2 separate regions of the Homo sapiens genome follow, and region 1 is linked to region 2. A link is a loop called in an ENCODE intact Hi-C map of the cell type or tissue named here. Cell type or tissue: ascending aorta. All regions are shown on one strand. Region 1 holds the start of NACAD (NAC alpha domain containing). Region 2 holds the start of SNHG15 (small nucleolar RNA host gene 15).

Region 1 (4,000 bases), 100 kb before region 2:
ATTAAAAAATTAAAATTAATAATAATAATTTTTACCAGTTTCACTGGGGAGCTGCTCAGCAGAACTCCCCATGCTTTCATTCTGGAAGTCAATCTGCCTTTTATTTCTTCTTGCTTTATTGCAAGGTTTAGAAATTCCAATAATATGTTGAAAAGAGTGGTGAGTGCGGACACCCTTGCCTTGTTCCCAATCTTAAAAAGCATTCAGTCTTTCACCATTAAGTATGATGTTAGCTGTATAAGTTTTTTATATAAGATCTTTATCAAGTTTATTTTTAACTTGCTGAAAGTGTTTTTTTTTAAATCATGAATGATGTTGGTTATGTCAAACACATTTTCTGTGTCAACTGATACCAAAATTTTTCTTCTTTAGCCTGTTGGTGTTCTGGAGTATTGTTGATTGATTTTCAACTGTCAAACCAGCCTTGCATACGTGGAATAAATTCCACTTGGTCATGGTGTATTTTTTTTATACATCATTATATTTGATTTGCCAATATTGAGAATTTTTGTGCCTGAATTCATGAGAGATGCTGGTCTGCAGTTTTCGTTTTGGGGGTCTTGGGGTGTATTGACACTTTGTTAGTTTTTTTTTTTTTTTTTTTTTTTTTGAGACGGAGTCTCGCTCTGTCGCCCAGGCTGGAGTGCAGTGGTGCGATCTCGGCTCACTGCAACCTCCGCTTCCCGGGTTAACGCCATTCTCCTGCCTCAGCCTCCTGAGTAGCTGGGACTACAGGAGCCCGCTACCACTCCCGGCTCATTTTCTGTATTTTTAGTAGAGACGGGGTTTCACCACGTTAGCCAGAATGGCCTCGATCTCCTGACCTCGTGATCCGCCAGCCTCGGCCTCCCAAAGTGCTGGGATTACAGGCGTGAGCCTCCGCGCCTGGCGACACATTGTTAGTTTTGACATCAGGATATTTCTTGCCTTATAAAATGAGTTAGGAAGTGTCCCCTTCTCTTTTGTTTTCTGGAAGAGATTGTTTGAAGTTGATGTTAATTCTAATGGTGTGGTGTGTCTGACTCCTGGGGTACAGCGGGGAGAGATGCCCAGCAGGCAGCCAGGTGTGTAGCACTGAGCCTTGAGGCAGGTCTGGGGGAGTCAGAGGGCAGCCCCTGGCTTCATGAGCTCAAAGTTAGAACCCACAGAAGACTGAGGATGTTGAAACCTCCCTCCCTGCCTGTGACAATGGCTACTCTGATTCCCCCCACCCCAGTCAGGGGTGATGACAATGTCTCATTCATCTGTCTCCCTGGTGCCTGGCACGGGGGAGGAGGGGTGCTCAGTGAATCTGGGTGGCGCAGTAGCCTGTGTGAAAGCAAGAGGCATTTCAGGAAATTCACGGGGCGGGCTTCCTCCTGGGAGGTGTGGCAGAGGGTGCTGCCAGGAATAGAGGGAAACACTTTCTTCCTTTTCCTTCTACTGCCTAGTGTGGGGGTGGAGGGGAGATGATAGGACAGATCACCGAGTTGCCTAGAGACCTGGAGACCGACCCATCCGGGTCGCCTTCCCTGGTGCGCTCTCGTCGGCTCCATCCCTGGTTGCCATGGAGACAGGAGGCGGTTGCCACGGAGACCGACGACTGCCAGGACCAGCCAATCACTCCAGAGCTGCAGCTCCAGCTCACCTTTTGCATGGAGGCATCGGGCTGGGCGGGGCCCCCTCCCTCCCCAGGCCCTGCACCCTCTGCTTGGTCAGCGGGGAAGGAGGCTGCGCCGCCAACTCCACCCAAAGCGCTCCGAGCATCCCAGAATCCCAACCACCTCCCCAGCCTCCCACAACCAGGGTTCTAGGGGCGTCCCCGCCTCTTCCTGGCCACGGGCGAATGCCACCCTGAGGCAACCCAGCTTCCAATTGGCCCTGAAACCCTCCCTCGTAAATGCTGTGGAAAGGGTGGGACCGGGCGCAGGCGCCCACCCCCGCTCCCCCACGAAACCGCCCACAGCGAGAGGGAGGCCACAGCCGGGTGGGGTGGGGGCGGGGAGGGAGCCCCCCCTACGCCCTCCGCAGTGCCTGGCGAGCCCGCGCACGCTCACTCGCTGGGACAGGCGGGCGGGGCGGCCTGACGTCACCCACTGCCCCCACCGCCCGGCCGAGGGGCGGTGGCCGCGCAGGCTCGGCGGGGCGGCGGCACGGACTGACGGAGGGTCGGAAGGACTGAGGGACGGGCGGGCGCACGGCCAGGCCATGCCTGGGGAGGCTGCCCGCGCCGAGCTGCTGCTGCCCGAGGCGGACCGACCCGGGCCCCGCACAGGTGAGGCCGTGGCCACTCTTTCCCTGCCTTCAGCCTCTCCCCTCTCCAGCCCGGGTTCTCTTTCCATCGCTCACCTTTCACCCCTCTCCCCCATCCCCCTGGCCCCCCTCGAGTCCCCTCCCCTTTCCGCGCCCTGTCCTTCCCTCCATCTGAACCCTGCTACCGCCTCTCTCAGAACTGCGGGGAAGGTGGGGCGCACGAAGTGCCCGCCGCGAGCCAGAAAGAACGTGGGGGCTTAAGCCCTTGGCTTCCGACCCAGGGATCGTGGGGCTCGCATCCCGCCCGCTGCATCCCGTTGTTTGCACCGAGCTGCCAGCCTGCTGGGGCTGGGCCGCTCTGGACAGAGGCAGCGGGTTCTGGAGGCGGGGTGTCCGGCTGATACCCCCAGTACGATCAGGTGACCACCGGGAGGGTCCTCAGTTGCACCCGGTCTGTCCTGGGCCGGCGACTGGTCATGGCTCTGGAGGGAGGAGCAGGACTGGCCAGAGCCTAGGAAGCCCGGATGGAGGGCCAGGTGGTGGAATAAAGCCTAAGTTGGGTCTGGAAGGTGGAAGGCCTTGGGGGAGGTGGCCTGATTAGCAATGGCCCTGGGTGTGCAGACCACCTGTCCTTAGGCTGGGTCAACAAATGCTGGTGGAGGCTGATGGGGTCTACGGGGCCTAGAAAGAGCCGAGCCTGGACAGTCCTGGCGTGGAGGTCAGCCATGTGTGGGTAGGGCCAAGGGCACCTTGCTGTGGGCAAGAAGTCACCCAGAGATGGGACCACTGCTGGGGCCTGGGGCCTGGTTTGGGGTGACACAGGCTGCTGCCTCTGCTCTAGGTGGGAGGCAGGGAGTGCAGGCCCAGACTTCCCAGCCCCAGGGTCTTGTGCTGGCTCTGTTCTGGCTTGCTTGGTGACCTTGAATGAGTTATAAAAACCTTTGGCCTTTGGTTTCTGCTCCATCCCAACAGCTCAGCCGTTCCCCTGCCCTGGGGGCCACACCAGGGGCCAGAACCAAGAGCCCAGCTTCAGGGCACCCAGTGATGCCCCACCAGCCACGCCCACTCCTGATGTTGGGTGTCAGGCATGCAAGAACCCAAAGGACCCCCTTGTCTCAGGACCCCCTGGATGTCCCATCACCCCAGCAGCAAAGCCCTTGGGTGACAAGTTTTGGCTGGTGGTTCAGGGCTCAGGGCTCTGATGCTGCTGAGGGGAGCTGGAGCAGCCTGGCAACAGGGTCCCCCTTCTTTCAGCTTCAACTCTAATCCTGGCTCTGCTTTGTAGATGAGAAAGCTGAGGTGCAAGAGATGTTGTCCTGGTCACCAGTGAGTGCGGGAGAGCAGGAGCCACCAGGCAGGCATCTGCAGCCTGGAGAGCTGGCCCCTGTGTGCCGCCGCTCCCCCACCTTGGGCAAGACCTGGCCTGGGCTCTGAAGGGCCTTCATTGGATGCTTCAAACAGAGGTGCCTTTGGCCTAGGTCCAAGTGAGGGAGTGGACATAATGGAGACATTTAAAATGAAGCTTATGAGCATTTAGAGCACACAGGAAAATGCTTATGAGATTAGGTTGGGTGAAAATAGCTAGATTCAAAACTGAATGTGCAATGTGATCTCGCCTGTGATAAAATACAGGCCAGTAAGAGTCCAGGAGGCAGAAAACCATAGCGGTCTGGTGTGCCGCAACCTCGGAGGGGTTTTCTTCCATCTTCCTGAGTCCCCTAAGTCCTTTCTGACCCATGAGGGCTACTTCCTATGGACTCCTTTCTCA
Region 2 (4,000 bases):
AAGGTGAACCTGTTGGGCCATTACAATCTCATAGCAGTGGCAGAATGGACAGACCAGTGAACCCTGTGCTAGGACAACCTGCACCAGGCCCTGGCTGTTGTAGGAGGTCCTTTTTTTTTTTTTTTTTTTTGAGATGGAGTTTCACTCTTGTTGTCCAGGCTAGAGTGCAATGGCGCGATCTCGGCTCACCGCAACCTCCGCCCCCTGGGTTCAAGCAATTCTCCTGCCTCAGCCTCCCAAGTAGCTGGGATTACAGGCAGGCACCACCACGCCCGGCTCATTTTGTATTTTTAGTAGAGACCGGGTTTCTCCATGTCAGTCAGGCTAGCCCCAAATTCCTGACCTCAGGTGATCCACCCGCCTCCCCGCCTCGGCCTCCCAAAGTGCTGGGATGACAGGCATAAGCCACCGCGCCCAGCCTGTTGTAGGAGGTCTTGAACAAACCACTTAACTTGTTTGGGTGGGGCTTAGTTTCCACGTTAGTAATCTGGAAGTAACAGTTCTGCCTTATCTGTCTGTTAGGGTTTTGACACTTAGTGAAGTATGGGATTTGTATACTGTAAAGTGATTGAATGTATTTACTAGGTGCAATACATAAAATACGAGTTTCAAGCACTGCTCTGCTTTTACTTATAGAACCACGTTCTCACTTTTCTAGCCTGATCATTCAAGACCCTTGAACACATCGTCCTTATCTCCCGCTCCTCATTGAGACCCTTCCAGAACACTACAAACTTGTAATACTTAGCTGTATCACCAGCAAACCATGTCCTTCCCAATTTCAGGACCTTTCAATGTGCTTTCCTCTGCCTGGGGGTGGGTGGGGGGTGGAGAGTAGTTTCCTCCCAACCCATGAAACCTCTCCACAAAGGTAGAAGAGACAGAAAACCATTACTGAATAAGTATTAAACCAGATTGTGATGCCGTACATCACATGCAACCTGCTAAAGGCAACACAAAGACAGAAACTCACTTTTTCTATGCAGCTAAGTAGAGATAGCCCATCACATTATGTAGGTTTTGCAATTTGGAGTCAGGTGCCAAGTTAAGCCTTTGTCCTCCTAAGAAGCTGGACTCTTGGCCCTTTCGTCCCTTAACAATTGCATTTTTTTCTTTCTTTGTTTTTGAGACAGAGTCTCGCTCTGTCTCCAGGCTGGAGTGCAGTGGTGCTATGTCGGCTCACTGCAACCTCCGCCTCCCGGGTTCAAGCGATTCTCCTGCCTCAGCCTCCCGAGTAGCTGGTACTACAGGCACGCTTCACCATGCCCAGCTAATTTTTGTATTTTTAGTAGGGACAGAGTTTCACCATGTTGGCCAGGATGGTCTCGATCTCTTGATCTTGTGATCCGCCCGCCTCAGCCTCCCAAAGTGCTGGGATTGCAGGCGTGAGCCACCGCACCCAGCCAACAATTACACTTCAAGGAGATGGCTCCCAAGAAACATTCCTGAGTTGAACCTGGCCATATAAGAAAAAGACTTGAGTACATTTGGAAAGGAGAGAGGCTGAAATTTTGAAAGAAAAAGGGAGGGGGATGGTTTCTCGTCCCTTCTTTTCCTCAGGGAAAATTAAACCCTATGTATAATTTGTATTTGCCCTTCCACCTGCATCACCTTTCCCACATGCTCCCACAGGCAGGCTCCTGTTCATTCCCAAGGCTCCGTGTCCACATCGTGCTTGGATTCCGCCCGGCCCCGCCTGTGCGGCCGCACCAGGAAGGCACCACCCATTAGGGGCTCAGCGCGTCCCTCCAGGCCACGCCGTCAGGCCTCCGTCCTTTTAGCTGTAGGGGCAGATTACGTAACTCCAGCCTTCTGGTCACTAAAGGAGGGTAACAAAGGGCGGTCGAGAGACTCCACTGAGTTGACACGCAGACGCAGCCTCAGGACCCTAAACTCTACGCCCCAGCACACCCTACCAAGCGAGCGCCCGCGGCCGCGTGACGTCATCTACCCCAAACGCTGTGGCCCCGGCCACGCACGGCTTCGGGGCGGGACTACGCGGTGACGTCGAGGTGCGCGGCGCAGCGCGCGGCGTCAGTCTTGGCTGGCAGACCTGTACTCCGTACTCCGTACTTCGTAGTCGCAGCGGCGCGGTCTTCGGCAGTCTAGTCATCCACCGCCATCCTGGGCCCCACGTGTTGCCTGACCATTCCTGAGCCCAGGTAGGGGTCCTGGGGGATTGGGTTCAGTGGCGGGCGGCGTGGGAGGCTGGGCCGCAGTGAGTGGGGGCACCAGTGATTCTTGGAGACCAAGCCTTCACTACACGTGCTACTTCCTCTCAAGAGGCGGTTGAGCGCGTTCGGAACATTTTACCCGGAGGAGACTCGGGGATTACTTGATGAGTAACCTCGTGCTTCTCTTTCAGCCGAGAAGTGGGGCTTCTGCATGACCTGGGTGGACCCCAGTAGGTGGGATGGGACGTGTGGTCAGGAGGGACCTCACCGGAAGGCATGGGGTGGCGTGTAGACCTGCCGCAAGAGAGGCTGTAGAGTGGGCCAGGCGTTGCAAGGAGCTAGAGCTGGATAATGGTTCAGAGGCACAAGCTGAAGCTAACTGCGTTTGGAGCTAACTGCATTTGTTCCCTTCTAGGTGGGAGCCGTGGCTGAGGTGACGGTCTCAAAGTGGAAGAGCTTACTGTCACAGCAACTCCTTTGCAAGATGCCCCGGTAAATCACGTTGCAGAGACCCCAACTCTGCCTTCCTGGAACTAGGCCTGCGTTTTCTCTGAACCATTATTTCATGGGGAAAATGAAATCTACTTCATGTGCCTGGTCTACTTACTCCTTCAGAAGTGATTTCTGAGCCGTAAGATACATGAGAAAAAAATGAAGGGGAAAAGGCAGTATTTATATTAACTACATGATGATAAGGATGTTTCTGGTCACAGTGAAAAGCCATGCTAGAATTGTAGTGTCATAGAATAATGTGGAAGTTTAGTTCGTGTTGTCTGATCTATTTAATAATTTAATAAGGTTATCTCTTCCAAGACACCTTCCCTTCTTCCTCAGCCAGAAAGGATCTTTCCCTGAGAGTCATTAGTAGCTCTGGGCTCCTGGAACCAAGCTCAGGTGCCTAATTGAACTCTGGTCTCTTCCCACAGCCCCCAGCAGGGACTGGTGCTTAGTGAGAGTGGACTGCCAGATTCCTTGAGTGTGGGGGATTTGGGTGAATGAGGGTAGCAAGCCTCCAGCGTGCTTGGGTCTGCGGTGACCCTATGCATTCCTTCAGTGCTTGCTAGAACAGTTTTGAAACGGTTTGAGGCCTTGCCCTGCTCCATCCAGAGCAAGGTTATAGAAATTTCAGACAATGACTTCCTCCCTCCTGGATCTAGTGTCCTGGGCCTTGTATAGATCCGTGCCATCTAATGTGGTAGCCACTTGGCACACATGATTAAATTAAATTTGGAGTTTTATTTCATTTTCACACTAGCCACATTTCAGATGATCAGTAGCCACAGGTGGCCAGTGGCTACCATATTGGACCGCACAGATTAGAGGGCATTTCTGTCGCTGTGGAAGTTGTTTTGGACAATGCTGGTGTGAAAGGTGAAGGGAATCCTGAGTGTTTGCTGTGCTCCAGGCTCAGTACAAATTTTATTTTATTATACACTTAAAGCAAAAGTCTTATAAAAGTTGAGGATGAAGCCAAGAGTGGTGGTAAGGGTAGGAGTTGAAACAGTGAAGAGGAATAACAGGGAAGAGTCCTGCCCTGAGAGACTCATGGAATAGGATATTTACAAGGCAAAGCAAAGAGAACCAAAGTCTCAGTTCTGCAGAGGAGCTGAGTGCCCCAGGAGCTAGTGGAGGGTGAGGTCAATGTGTGCTCATCTTAAAGGAAAAACTCATGGAAGAGGAAGGTGCTAATGTTGAACACCTATTTTGCGCCAGACCTCTTAATTGTTTTAAATCTTTGAGGTATCATCATGAGGTCGTTTTTAAGTTCAGTACAGATGAGGGGCCCAAGGTCAGAATTATGTGTCCAGGGTTGCCCAGCCACAAAC

The links. A loop is a pair of places that touch in the nucleus more often than their neighbours do. Peaks named below come from ENCODE experiments on the same cell type or tissue, not always from the same donor. Only the 100,000 strongest peaks of a DNase experiment are listed, where the experiment ranks them.
Region 1: a loop joins it to region 2, with 5 times the contacts of the local background. A loop is called at or near these places in 6 of 110 quality-filtered maps.

What each region holds. Positions count from the first base shown.
Region 1 is chr7:45,087,082-45,091,081 of GRCh38, reverse strand. NACAD (NAC alpha domain containing) reads left to right here and starts at 2,113. Exons shown (of 8, transcript NM_001146334.2): 1 at 2,113-2,254. The coding sequence starts at 2,188. In ascending aorta, no CTCF peak of the experiment used is centred here; DNase peaks (open chromatin) are centred at 1,571 and 2,111; H3K4me3 peaks cover 1,836 bases; H3K27ac peaks cover 2,141 bases.
Region 2 is chr7:44,984,687-44,988,686 of GRCh38, reverse strand. SNHG15 (small nucleolar RNA host gene 15) reads left to right here and starts at 1,991. Exons shown (of 3, transcript NR_152597.1): 1 at 1,991-2,162. It overlaps SNORA9 (small nucleolar RNA, H/ACA box 9), which reads left to right and starts at 3,177; the gene lies at 3,177-3,309. RefSeq lists enhancers at 1,398-2,145, 2,181-2,300, 2,146-2,892 and a silencer at 3,419-3,599. In ascending aorta, no CTCF peak of the experiment used is centred here; DNase peaks (open chromatin) are centred at 1,956 and 2,376; H3K4me3 peaks cover 1,732 bases; H3K27ac peaks cover 2,543 bases.